2 separate regions of the Homo sapiens genome follow, and region 2 is linked to region 1. Evidence: read pairs that join two places in POLR2A ChIA-PET (ENCODE). Cell type or tissue: PC-3. All regions are shown on one strand. Links, peaks and the distances in the headings refer to the core of each region. The heading gives the core; the rest is flanking DNA.

The links. ChIA-PET counts read pairs that join two places held together with the same protein. Peaks named below come from ENCODE experiments on the same cell type or tissue, not always from the same donor. Only the 100,000 strongest peaks of a DNase experiment are listed, where the experiment ranks them.
Region 2: POLR2A ChIA-PET joins it to region 1 with 6 read pairs; 1 of 35 experiments calls an interaction of 5 or more read pairs at or near these places.

Annotation. Positions count from the first base shown.
Region 1 is chr1:226,859,593-226,866,788 of GRCh38, reverse strand. LOC105373119 (a long non-coding RNA gene) reads left to right here. Exons shown (of 3, transcript XR_949226.4): 2 at 5,072-5,240; 3 at 6,353-7,196. Among named protein-coding and RNA genes, the nearest start is that of PSEN2, 7.4 kb to the left of the region's middle. RefSeq lists an enhancer at 2,867-3,415. In PC-3, for the core only: no CTCF peak of the experiment used is centred there; DNase peaks (open chromatin) are centred at 3,148 and 3,718; H3K27ac peaks cover 483 bases.
Region 2 is chr1:227,222,366-227,229,561 of GRCh38, reverse strand. All of the region lies in intron 2 of CDC42BPA (CDC42 binding protein kinase alpha), which reads left to right. Among named protein-coding and RNA genes, the nearest start is that of CDC42BPA, 93 kb to the left of the region's middle. In PC-3, for the core only: no CTCF peak of the experiment used is centred there; a DNase peak (open chromatin) is centred at 3,651; H3K4me3 peaks cover 1,024 bases; H3K27ac peaks cover 1,902 bases.

The DNA.
Region 1 (7,196 bases), core at 1,242-6,241:
ATCAAAATTCTGGAGCTGAAAAGTACAATAGCTGAAATGAAAATTTTGAAAAGATGAACAACACTGACAAATCTTTAGCTAGACTGAGAAATAAAGAGTAAAGATGCAAATAACTAAAATCAGACATGAAAGTAGGGGCATCACTATGGACCTTACAGGAAAAAAAAAAAAAAGCATTTTAAGTGAATACTGTGAACAACTGTACACAAATGACCAAAACTGACTCAGGAAGAAATAAATCTGAACAAGCTAGGAAAAGTAAAGAGATTGAATCCAATAAGAGGTTGAATCAGTAAGGCCAGGCACGATGGCTCAAGCCTGTAATCCCAGCACTTTGGGAGGCTGAGACGGGCAGATCACGAGGTCAGGAGATTGAGACCAGCAGATCACGAGGTCAGGAGATTGAGACCATCCTGGCTAACACGGTGAAACCCCATCTCTACTAAAAAAAAAAAAAAAAAAGCCGGGTGTGGTGGCAGGCGCCTGTAGTCCCAGCTACTCAGGAGGCTGAGTCGGGAGAATGGCATGAACCCGGGAGGCGGAGCTTGCAGTGAGCCGAGATTGAGCCACTGCATTCCAGTCTGGGTGACAGAGCGAGACTCCATCTCAAAAACAAACAAAAAAAAAAAAGGTTGAATCAGTAATCAAAAACCTCCCCTAAAGCAGGACCAGATGGCTTCAGCTTGGTGAATTTTCTGCCAAACCTTTAAAGAAAAATTAACACCAATTCTCAAACTCTACTAAGAAATAGAAGAGGAGGGAATACTTCTCTGAACTATTTTTTCTCACAACACTTCTGACACCAAGTGTGTGGTTTTTTTATTCCACACAAAAACAATTCTCCAGACACCAAGTGTGTGTCCTACAATTCAATTCAATTCTGATAATATGTACCTGAAGTTAGCAGAAGCTCCCCAGACGTAGCCATTTGGGGGTGTTTATGGAAGTTTTATTGCGTAGGCACCATTGATTGATCAACATCATTGGCCATAAAATCATTGACCCAGGAGGTCAAGGGGTAGGGCTGAACAGTCCAGCCCTCTTTGCCTGGCAAGTTCAATGTCTAGGCTTCCTCACGGATGGCTTCTGTCAGTTTCTTTTTCCTGTGAATGGGTTATACTTTTCTTTTTTTCTTGGTATGCCTTCTAATTTTTTTTGCTGCTGTTAAAAACGACATTTCAACCTGAGGAAGCTGATTGAAAGAAAAAAACTGGTCATTTTGAATATTATAATGTGATAACTCTGGAAATCAGATTCTTTGCCCTTTGCAAGATTTGCTGTTATTGCTTATTAAGGGCTGCAGTCTTCTTTGTTTAGTGACATTTCCATATGATTTTTGCAGACTGCATTCTTTATATGTAGACACTGAAGTCTTTGATCTGTTACCTCAGTGGTCAGCCACAGTTGACACAGATTTCCTTAAATACCTGGACTAAAAACACCTGGACCAAACACAAAAGAAAAATCTTCTGATCTTGGCAGATTGGCTCTGAGCTGAGGCATTCCTTAGACACTTAGCCAAGCCACTCTTTCCATTTTCCCTAGACTTTACCTCCTGCTTGCATGGAATACAAAGATCAGCCACAGGTGCAAGCCTAGGGTCCTCTTAGATCTTTTCTGAGCATGTGTCCAGCCCTGGACATGTGCATTGCAGCCTGGGTTCCCTGGTATATGCAGTAGCCCTTCAACGACCTTCTTTCCCCAAGCATCTTCCTCCTCAGCGTCCTCCTTCCCAGGATTTTTGGTCTATGTGCTGCATGACCCATCTGCTGTCCCTTGCTCCAGACAGCTATGGGGAGTTTATGTCTTTAAATGTTTTCAACAGGCTGGGCACGGTGGCTCACATCTGTAATCCCAGCACTTTGGGAGGCCAAGGTGGGTGGATCACCTGAGCTCAGGAGTTTGAGACCCACCTGCCCAACATGGTAAAACCCCGTCTGTATTAAAAATACAAAAATTAGGCAGGCATGGTGGTGGGCGCCTGTAATCCCAGCAACTTGGGAGGCTGAGGCTGGAGAATTGCCTGAACTCAGGAGGCGGAGGTTGCAGTGAGCTGAGATCGTGCCGTTGCAGTGAGCTGAGATCGTGCCATTGCACTCCAACCTGGGTGACGAGAGTGAATCTCTGTCTCAAAAACAAACAAGATGCCACCTGGGGAGGTGCACCAGCCTGAGGGGTTGAAGAAAAGACAAGCCTCTGCACCAGTCCCCCAGGGAACTGCCAGGCATGTCAAAATGCACAATCACAATTACTTGAGAACAAAGTCCATATTGCTCACCCTGGCACCAGCAAGCTACATGAGGAATGTTTAGTCCTCTCCCTGAATCCTAGGTACATGGACAACTGCCCATAAGCCACTGCACTCAGAAATCCCTCAGACTATTTTAGGTGAAGCCCTGTAACTAAGTTCCAGGTAATCGGATGGAAGGAGAAGAGGCATGTCTTTTTTGTCATTCTGCTTCCTTTCGAGAATATGGAGATGATAGCCAGAGCTCAGGTAGCCATGCTGGGCCATGAAGACCATGAGGACGGTGAAGCCACAAAATGGAAGGAGCTGTGTCCTCAATTGTGGAGCCACTAGCTTGGCATTGCCTAATTCCTTACTTGGTTTCATGGAGGGAAAACCACTTTTATCTTGTTTAAGCCATTGTAATTTTGTGATTCCCTCACATACAGTTAAATCAAAGCTTGCTTGCACACACGGCCTTTCCAGCCACATTCCTCCTACGCTGTATGCCCCACTAGCTATGCTCAATGCCATGCAGCTCTCTCTGCTTCCATTTCTTTGCACAGCGTTTACTGGGAGTTATCAGGAGGGTCTTCTTCACTTGTCTCTCTCACTACCCATGAGTGTCTTGTCTCTGTCTTGGATTCCTTATTTTAATTCTTGGAGGAACTCAGGGAGAGGAGGGCATTATTGCTTTTTTACACATGGGAAAATGGAGGTTTACAAAGACAAAATTGTTTCCCAATTGTGCTTGGATAATGAGTAGCAGAACCAGATGTGGAACTCAAGTCCCTCTGGCCCAATGCAGTGGCTGGCCCTCTCCTTCACTTTGAAGGTCCCATGGCAGTGCATGCACTGGGGCTGTGGCTGAGGGATCTTTGATGAATTCATTCCCTTTGTGGTTTTCCTTTGAGGTCGTCAGCTGCTTTTCACATGCTGATTTGTGAGGGATGAGTAAACTTCTTCCTGGGCCTGGCCTCAGTTCAGGAGGGATGGCCTCTCTTCGGGTTTTGGTGTTCAGAGCATGGTGTTTTCTTTTAACACACTCTAGGGTCCCAACACTGCTTAGCAGACAGCGTGGGGGAACGGAACCCGTGTGAATGTTAGAACCAGATGGACCCAGGTCTGAAATCTGTCTCTTCTACTTATTTGTTGCCTGACCCAGGGTGATTTCTTAACCTTGCTGGGCCTCAGTTTTCCCACCTGTGAGAGGATAGGATGATATCTCTCAGAGGTTTATAGAGAGAATTAAAGAGAAACCAGTCAAAATGACAGGATTATGGCAGGCACTCTACAAATTTTAGTTGTCTTCCTTCTCCTACTTCTCTTCTCATTTGAGGTAGGAGCTTTGTTTGGTTTTGTTTGACATTGAAATGATAGACTATATTATTGTTCACAAATTTGGAAGCCTTGCTTCACATGAAAAAAAAAATAGAAGAGTAGATGAAGCCAAGTGTGGTGACTCATGCCTGTAAGTTCCAGCTACTTAGGAGTCTGAGGTGGGAGGATCACTTGAGCTTAGGAGTTTGAGTCCAGCCTGGGCAACATAGTGAGACCTCTGTCTCTAAAAAAAGAAGAGTAGATAAGTGCTAGCAATATCTGACATAAGATTGCCATGGAGTGAGCCTGAAGTAGTTTCTTTTGAGCCATGCAGAACCACATTCCATGTCAACAATAGTCTCACCAGTAGGGTTCCAGGGCAAGGTCAGTCCGACATGCATGAAACCCAGCCATAGCATAGGCACTAGGGACACATCCCTAGGGTTTGCCAGTCATGTGTGACACTGGGGACAGAAGGGATGCTTAAAGGACACCTTAAAGCAGCTCTTTCTTTGCTAGAGCTTTTGCCAGTGTGTCTGGGAGTTGGCACCAATCATCTGAAAGATTCTGGTCAACTCACCTAATGACACTTACCACCACATTTTTCCAGCATTTTCTCTGTATTATGGGATGATTTCATCTTTCCATGGAGGATGTTTATGTGATTTTGAGACACTCTTAGGATGGGTCTGCTCTTACCATTTCAAAAATTTAAGCCAGCAATCCTCAACCTTCTTGGCTTCATAACCTCTATACTCTGTTAAAACTAATTCAGAACTCCAAAAGCTTTTGTTTATGTGGTTTATGTTTACCAATACTTAACCATATGCTGTGGTTTGGATGTGGTTTGTCCCTGTGAAAACTCACCTTGAATTGCCAGTGTAGCGGTGTTGGGAGGTGGGGCGTATCAGAGGTGATTAGCTCGTTAAGATGGACTTCTTGTGAGACCCGGCTAGTTCTTGCAGAACTGAACTAGTTACCATGATAGTGGGTTGTTATAACGCAAAGCTGCTCCTTGTTTTTGGTCCCTTTTTTGTACATGCCTGCTTCTCCTTCTGCTTCTCCACCATGTTATGATGCAGCGGGAAGCCCTCACCAGAGGCCAGGCAGATGTGGGCGCCGTGCTTCTTGAACTTCCAGCTCCAGAATCATAAGCCAAAAAAACCTCTTTTCTTTATAAATTACCCAGCCTCAGGTATTCTGTTACAGCAACATTAAGTGGACCAAGATACCATGTTAGAAAGCAAAACTGAGAAATTTTTTAAAAATATTCACTCACTTTAGAATGACAAACCCATTATGTGTTAAGATATGACATTCTAATGAAAAATCTATTTTGCAAACAAATTTAGTGGGAAGAATGGTACTGTTTCACATTCATGGTGAGCAGTTATGGCCCTCAATTCTGTCCACACCTTAATACTCTGAACCTATAAAACATGTTATTTTACGTGGCAAAAGGGACATTACAGATATGATTAGGGTTAACGATTTTGAGATGGGAGATTATCTTTCATTATCCAGGTGGACCCAATCTAATCATCAGCTCCTGAAAAATGGAAAACCTTTTCCAACTGGTGAGAGGGAGATGTGACAGTGAAGGCTCAGAGGGAGATGCACTATTGCTGGCCTTGAAGATTGAGGATGGAGTCAAGAGCTAAGGAATGAACAGGACCTCCAGAAGCTAGAAAAGGTAAGGAAACAGATTCTTCATTAGAGCCTCCAAAAGGGAACACAGCTCTGGGATACCTTGATGGTAGCTCAGTGAGAACCCATGTCACACAGCGGACCTACGGAGCTGTACGAGAATAAATTTGTGTTGTTAAGCCACTGTGGTTTGTGGTAATTTTTAATGGTAGCAATAGAAAAACTAATACAAGGCCAGGTGCAATGGCTCACACCTGTAATCCCAGCATTTTGAGAGGCCAGGTTGGGTGGATTGCTTGTGGTCAGAAGTTCAAGACCAGCCTGGCCAACATGGTGAAACCTTGTCTCTACTAAAAATACAAAAATTAGCTGGGTGTGGTGGCGCATGCCTGCAATCCCAGCTACTCAGGAGGCTGAGGCAGGAGAATCACTCTAACCCGGGAGTCAGTGGTTACAGTGAGCTGAGATCACGCCATTGCACTCCAGCCTGGGTGACGGACAGAGACGCTGTCTCAAAGAAAAAGGAAAAATTAATCCAACAATTTTACAAATCTCTTTAGTGTCTGGCTAAACCAAAGACCGTTGGATTCTTGCACCTGCTTCTGCATTCAGTCTGTTGTGATATGATGCTTTGGTTGAAGTATATGAAGAAAATTTGGCCTTATGTAGATTTATAGTTGAAAACCATAGGAGTATTTTAATAGCCTTTTCAGATCATTGTGGATTATTCTTTGATATAACACCAAATTTAACAGTTGTAATTTCTTAAAGTTTAGTTGCAATGTAGAACATGAAATCATATCAACAAACTTTTCATATCTGTTACATTAATACCCATTGGCCCATCTTGCAATTTGAATGGATCTTTTACTTATGCATTATTTTGTAACATGATGTACTGGTCATTTGGAAAACACTGATTCACTAAGTTATGCAGATCTTCCAACTGTTGACACATTTCATTATACAAGATAAAAAAGATCACATTCATTAATGTCAATCTTATCCAAAGATACAGAGAAGCTATTAAACTCATAATGGCAGATACAAGTTTTCCAGAATTCTCACTTTCATTTGAAAGCTCAAATTTTATCATTGGCAACAAATAGCATCAGTTGTTTCCCTTGAAGTGACAGGCTCACTTTGTTCATTTTTCAGAAAATGTCTGCCAAATACACAAGTCTGAATCACTTCAGGTTGTCCGTCATATTTTCAAGATGGTGCTCTATGCAAAAAACAGTACAGGTTACGACTCACAAAATGACGTAAGTGCTTTTCTTGGAGACAACCAAGATACTTCAAATTGTAGCAGAAATGCTTTATGCCTACGTCCCGTGGCATCACACACAATATTAAAAACAGTACAGGATCAAGGGCAGAGATTAGATGGAATTAATAATTTTTACTGCTCACGCCTGTAATCCCAGCACTTTGGGAGGCCGAGGTGGGTGGATCACGAGGTCAGGAGATCGAGACCATCCTGGCTAACAAGGTGAAACCCCGTCTCTACTAAAAATACAAAAAATTAGCCGGGCGCGGTGGCAGGCGCCTGTAGTCCCAGCTACTCGGGAGGCTGAGGCAGGAGAATGGCGTGAACCCGGGAAGCAGAGCTTGCAGTGAGCCGAGATTGCGCCACTGCAGTCCGCAGTCCGGCCTGGGCGACAGAGCGAGACTCCGTCTCAAAAAAAAAAATAAAATAAAAAAAAATAATAATAATTTTTACTGCTTTATTAAGTACATTCTCAACTGAGACTGCCATTTTAAAAAAATCACCAATATCATAGCAGTGAAGAATGCAGCATCGACTACTCTGTTTGGCGTCACAGAGTTTGTTCATGCTAAGGCGTCAGCAGTTTTACCCAACACTGATTTTGTTCCATCAGTGCACATATCAACATAGTGAAAATGAGTGATAACAAAGTCTTAATATTATTATGAAAACCATTTTGCCCACACAGACCCTGGGGGTCTGCAGACCACACTTTGAGAACTGCTTATTTAT
Region 2 (7,196 bases), core at 828-5,827, 360 kb before region 1:
TAAAAATTCAAGGTACCTTTCTGGTAGAAATGGACAAGCTGATTTTAAAATTTATGTAGAAATTTGAGAGTTCCAGAATAGCCAAAACAATTTTGAAAAAGAGCAAAGTTGGAGGACTCACACTTCCTGATTTCAAAACTTACTACAAAGCAATGGTAATCAAGGTTGTGTGGTACTGGCATAAGGCTCATATATAAATCAAGAGAAAAGAATTGAAAGTCCATAAATAAATTTTTACATTTATGGACTATTGGTTTTTGACAAGGGTGCTGAAACCAAGGAGGTAAAACAGTTTTTTTTCCAACAGTGTGGGGCAACTGGATATCCACATGTGAAAGAATGAAGTTGGACTCTACTTCATACCATATTCAAAAATTAACTCAATATAGATCATAGACATAAATGTAACAGATAAAACTATGAAACTCTTAGAAGGAAACATAGGTGTAAATTTTTGTGACCTTGGCTTAGGCAATGGTTCTTAAATATGACACGAAATCTCAGGCATCAAAGAAAAAACAAAAAATAAGATTTCATCAGAGTTTAAAACTTTTGTGCCTCCAAAAAACACCATCAGGGAAGGAAAAAGACAACTCACAGGGTGGGAGAAAATATTTGCAAATCATGTATCTGATGAGGGCCCAGTGTCTGTGTTAAAAGAACTCTGCAACTCAGCAATAAAAGCACAACCTAATTTAAAAATTGATGAGTGATTTGGATAGCTGTTTCTCCAAAGAAGTTATACATATGGACAATATGTACATGAAAAGATGCTCAACATCACTGGTCATTAGAGAAATGCAAGTCAAAACTACAGTGAGATACCCCTTCTCACCCACTGAGATGGCTGTAATAGGCAAGACAGTAACAAGTATTGATGAAGATATAGGGAAATTGGAAAGCTTATGCATTGCTGGTAGAATGTAAAATAGTGTAACCACTTTGTAAAGAAATTAGAGAGTTCCTCAAAATGTTAAACATAGAATTACCATATGATCCAGCAATTCTACTCCGACATGTGTACAAACGCAAGAGAATTGAAAATGTAGGTACACACAAAAACTTGTATATGAATGTTCATAGCACCCTTAATCATAATAGCTAGGAAGTGGAAACACTTCAAATGTCCATCAACTGATGAATGCATAAACAAAATGTGGTATATCTGTATGATGGAATATTATCTAGCCACACAGGAATGAAGAAGTACTGATACATGCTACAATATGAATGAGCCTTGAAAACATGGTGAGTGAAAGAAGTCAGAACAAAAAGCCACATATTGTATGATTCCATTTATATGAAATATCTGTAGGTTTGTTACATAGGTAAACGTGCTATGATGGTTTGCTGCTCCTGTCAACCCATCACCTAGGTGATTAAGCTCCACATGCATTAGCTGTTTATCCTGCTGGTCTCCCTCTCCCGGCCTGCCCCCACCTCCCCACCCCATAGGCCTCACTGTGTGTTGTTCCCCTCCCTGAGTCCATGTGTTCTCATTTTTCAGCTCCCACTTATAAGTGAGAACATGCAGTGTTTGGTTTTCTGTTCCTGTTAGCCAATAGAACAAGTAGACAAGAATCAGTAATGGATAAAGGATATGAACAACCTCAACATAATTGACATAGAACATTATACTGAATCACTGATGACTACTTGTTTCTTGTTCAGTACACATGGAACATTTATCATTTACTAGTGTATAGACATGCAGTTGATTTTTTTTTAATATGGACCTTGTATCCTGTAACTATTGTAAATCCACTTAGTTTTAGGACACAGTTTTTGTATATGGTCCCGTGTTAGATTTCCGCCTTCTATCTTGTCTAACCTTTATTTCCTGTCTTTACCAGTTTTATGGTCACCAGAGGGAAAATTCAAAGTCTCCAAAGTTTGGCAGAAAGCATCAGAGTGAAGGCCAGCTATGATGCCTGGATATCCATTAGTATTCTTAGATGCACTTAATTTTGATGCCATGCCAGTTTCTTTCATCTCACTCAGAAATGTATTTAAATGGTTATTTTAACAGTTTCTCACATTTATGATATATAGGAAAGTAATTCAATGTATCTGATCTTCCATACTGACAGAAGTTGAAGTTTTTGTTTTTTCATATGAATGTTAGTCTCAACTTGTCTGCTTAAAAAAGTGTTATTTTCATTGGGATAATTTGAAATTTACAGATGAAAGGAGAATTGAAGTCCAGTCCTCTTTGGATTACAATGTGATTTATAAGTTCAGAGAAGAGAGATGGCCAGTTTTATAAACTTTTTACTTGTTTCTTACGTTCCTTACTAGATTTTTTTAGTAGCTGTTGACGGGATATTTTCTACTATGTTTTTTTCTTTCTTTTTCTTGAAAAATATGAAAGGCATTTGTTTATATATCCTACTTCATTAATATTAATTACCTTTGTTACCAGCTACCTTAACAAATTACCTTGTTTCTAGTAGTTTCCTTTTTGTTTATTTTATACTTTTTTAGTTATGCAATTGTGTCTTCTACCAAAAATAATAAAATTGGGAGTCTGTACATTGAGTTTCCCTATTAGCTCTCTTGACTCCTTGAGTTTTTATTTTCAGCTTTAACTCTCTATGTAATTGCTCTTACCTGTGCATTAATTTTATTCTGCAGTGTAGTTTCTCCATTTTCTTTTCTCTCCATCTAACCCTATTCTGTTCATCCTTAGATTTCAGGAATTCTTTAAAATATCTAATCAGCTGATGTTACTCTTACTACTTTCCAGTTTATTATGGTTTATTTTTGACAACTTATATTGTCTGTCATCTCATGAGCTTGAAGGTGGGAGGGAAGTAAATGAGTCTAGTTTGCCATCTCAAAACAGACTCTATTTAGACTATTTAAATACTAACTTAAAAAGAAAACATCAACAAAAGTCAATGTTCCTGGCTCTTATTCTTCAGTAACTGAATATTTCTTGGCTGGTCTTCGCAGCTGAGGTTCTTTATACTGCTTCAGTGTTTCTGTCCTTTGAGAACTTCAAATCTTTCCTGTTTCTGCCTCTACATGTCATTGATGAAAGTCTTCATTCCTTGTACCATAGATCCTGGAAGTTTTGATACTTTCCATCTATGGACTATGATATAATTGCATCCTGTTTGAGCTGTAAGGAGGTGAGGTTCAAACCTCTTCTCTTTGCTTCTGGGTTTTAACTAGTATACTAGAGCTAGATCAGGTTCAAAATTACCGGATTTTCTGTTAAAAGAGATCAAGACTTAAACCTGGAGCCAAACTGGAGATTTCCAATTATTTTCTCCTAAATGCAAAGTTGGGTTCTGACTTGGAATCTCGGAGTAGACTCCAAGTATATGTATCCAGCTAGCTGACTTAAGGTTTCCAGCCAGCCTTACAAACCAATTGGCTAGTGGAACAGAGAACAGTATTGAAATATGGGCATCCAGGCCAATTGCAAGAGGACAGATCTTGAGTCCTAATCCATTTGAGTTTATTACAAGGACAGAAGTGAAGTGAAAGGGAATTACTCATTTTTGTTTTTCAACATTTGCCTCTTGAATCAAGAGAGAGGGTGGAGCCTCTCTTGCTTGTGAGGCAGGGTGTTTCCACATACTCGTAACTTGAACTCTAGGAAGAAAAAGGTAGCAGGATAAATTTTACAGAAAAGGGAAGTAGAGCAGCATGCTTTGCCCAAGCACTCATCTCCTTTGATACAGTTCCTTCAGATACTTTGAAATGACTAATGCATTATATTTAAGGCCACTAGTACTAGTCATTGTGTTTTCAAGGAAATCAGAGGTATTCCCTGCTTCACTAAATGTATTTGTCATGACCAATTGCTTCTTTAAAATTATCCCATATTTGGAAATCAGTGAAAGAATTGCGGCAGAAAGAAATCAGTGAAGGAACTGAATACAAGAATAAAGTCAGGAGATGAATGAGTTTATGAAAATGGGAATAAAGATATAAAATACTTTTATTGTTCTAATGGGGAGATGAGAACACCTATACAACTTCTTCCTGGTATTTATACTTAACAACTATTAAATTCCTTATTTATGTGTTTAATGTTTGTGTTCACCAATAAAGTGCAATCTCTGTGAGGCCAGGGAGTGAATTTCTCTTATTTGTTTTATTCCCTACTTAGAACAGTGCTTTTAAATGTAATTTTTTAAATCAAGGGCTAAAAACAGGAAAATGGAGTTCTTTTTTTCTTTCATGCTTCCCTCTTTTGACTAATGAAAATAATACTTATTAATCATCTACTGTAATCCAGTAATTTACATGCCCTTGAGTAGGGTTGCAGTTTAATCAGCAAGGGGGAGAGGTACACAGGATTGATACCCACTTCTGTAATTTGAGGGATATTTTTCCAATTTTATTTCTATTCACAGGTAACAAAATTGATGTAGTTTTATAAACATTAATATAATGAACTTTTCTTACCAAATATTTAGTCTTTTTCCCATGTATTGAAATATTTCTTTGTAAATCTGATTTCTTATGGCCCCAAAGAAGTCCATTATGTGGATATTTGATAATTTACTTAACCATTTCCTTATTGTTAAGCTAGAATGTGTGCTCCATGAATATAAAGATTTTTTTTCCCTCTGTTAGCTCATTGCAGTTTCCCAGTACCTACAACAGTGTCTAGTGCGTAGTAGGTGCTCAATATGTATTTGTAGCATGAGTGAAAGAATGTGCTCTATTTTTTCCATATTATAAATGCCTTATAAAACGTTTTTGTACCTAATGCTTTCACTACACTTCAAATGATTTTCTAAGAATAAATTTCTAGAAGAGGACTTGCCAGTTGAAAAGACATAGAAAAGGTTGTATGATTTCAAATTAGTTTTCTAATCCACAATAATGTTACCTGTGGCTATTTTTCTTTACACTTTAATTTTATAAATTTTCTATAACATATTAGGATTAAAAGAGTTATTTTTTTTCTTTTAAGTACATTTCTATTTATTCAGAGAGCAGTGAGCAGTCTTCTAACTGGAATATAAGGTTTTTGTTGGTGGTGGTGAAAGATGAGGCTTGAAAGGTCACAGCTGGGTGTGGTGGCTACACCTCTAATCCCAGCACTTTGGGAGGCCGAAGTGGGCGCATCACCTGAGGTCAGGAGTTCGAGACCAGCCTAGCCAACATGATGAAACCCCATCTCTACTAAACATACAAAATTAGCCGGGGTGGTGGCACGCACCTGTAATCCCAGCTACTTGGGAGGCTGAGGCAGGAGAATTGCTTGAACCTGAGAGGCAGAGGTTGCAGTGAGCTGAGACTGCACCATTGCACTCCAGCCTGGGCAACAAGAGCGAAACTCCATCTCAAAAAAAAAAAAAAAGGAAGAAACATCACTTGGGCAAAGCAGTGAATGGCTTGGTATGCTATGCTAAGGACCTTTATTCTGCAGGAATTGGAGTCCTATAAACTATTAATAAGCAGAATACAAAAACTTCATAAAATAAATAAAAACAAAATACAAAAAAGCAGAGTACAGATGCCACCTGTCTTTTGAAAGTGTTATGTCCCAGTGAACCCACTGTAAATTAAAAATAAGTCTTGAAGATGCATTTAATATACCTAACCATCATAGCCTACCTACCGTAGCCTAGCCTACCTTAAACGTGCTCAGAACACTTATGTTATTAGCCTACAGTGGGGCACAATCATCTAGCAATACTGTACAGTGTAGAGTGTCGGTTGTTTGCCCTCATGACTGCGTGAGAGCTGTGGCTCGCTGCAACTGACCAGCATCCTGAAAGAGTCTCATATGGCTTTCTATTGAATTCATGTTGTTTTTGCACCATCTGTAAAGTTGAAAAATTGAAAAATCATCAGTTGAACTATTGTAAGTTGGACATCATCTGTAGTGGTATAGTTAGAACTCTTCTAGAAAGGTAATAGTGATAGTGCTGAGCAAGGATTGGTTAGAGAAGGGGACAAAGGGAGGTGCTAGATTTCTCACTCTCTAGTCTCCATATCTCACCAGTCACTGACTCAGTATTTCTTCAGTTTCTTCCTCTTTTTCTTAGTTAGATCCTCTCACCTCAATTACTGCTATAACTTTCCAATGTCTTTCCCTGCCTTAAAACCATTCTCCACAGAGCTGCTAGAGTGATCTAGCTAAAACTATCTGCGCAGAATGGTTCCCCTGTTATCTGTATTTTTAAGGTTCTAGTTTATTAACATGACATACAGCTTCTCTGCTCTTTGGACCCTTCAGCACCATTTCTTGCTACTCCCTGTTGTGCTCTTTATGTTCCTAGGAAAGGAAGCTGCTTATTGTCCTGTGTATCTTCTCCCCCACAAATATTTCCTGCCTGTGTGCCTTGCTTATGCTGTCCCTACTTCCCAAACTATCCCATCCTCAGTCACATCCATTTCAGTCCCCTTTTTTCTGGAGTTCACTGTGTAAGACTCAGGTGTCAGCCACTTCATTTAAAAAAACTTTTAACATACGTATTCACATACTATACACTTTCCTCCTCTACTCCCACTTTGGGGTCAAGGATCTCTCTTCTTTACTTTTTATAGGACCCTGATTTTTATCTCTCCTTTCCCTGTAGTACTGTTATGGTACTGTCTGTGTACTACTGTTTAGGTGTGTTTTGCACAATGGACTGTGAGAATTTGGGGGGCAGGAACTTGTGGGGGCCAAGGGTCCAGCCCTTGTTATTGGTCCAACCTTTGGCTCTCTGAAAGTTTGCTGAAAAATGAACATGCACAAGGCAGATTAATAGGAGAAAAGGCATACAAATTTATTTAACATGTATCCGCGGGAACCTGTATGATGACCCCAAAATACAGGGGAAATTGCCCATTCTTATACTTAGGTTCAATAAAGTATAGACAGCTGTGTAGAAATGTGATTGGAGAAGAAAAAGGGTATGATCTAATGCTAACAGACTGAGTGGGGAAACCCAGCAAGGCCTGTGTGTCTAAAGTCTTCTTGGCCTCTCTGTGCAGCATTCCTTCCTTCCAGGTATGGGGCAGGACCCTCTCTGGAACGGGGGTGTGATGACCTACAATGAAACAGGTAAAATCTGATAGTTTTTTTGTTGTTGTTGTTTCTTTGTTTGAGACAGAGTCTCGCTGTGTCCCCCAGGCTGGAGTGCAGTGGCGTGGTCTTGGCTCACTGCAACCTCAGCCTCCCGGGTTCAAGCCTTCCTCATGCCTCAGCCACACGAGTAGCTGGGACTACAGGTGCCTGC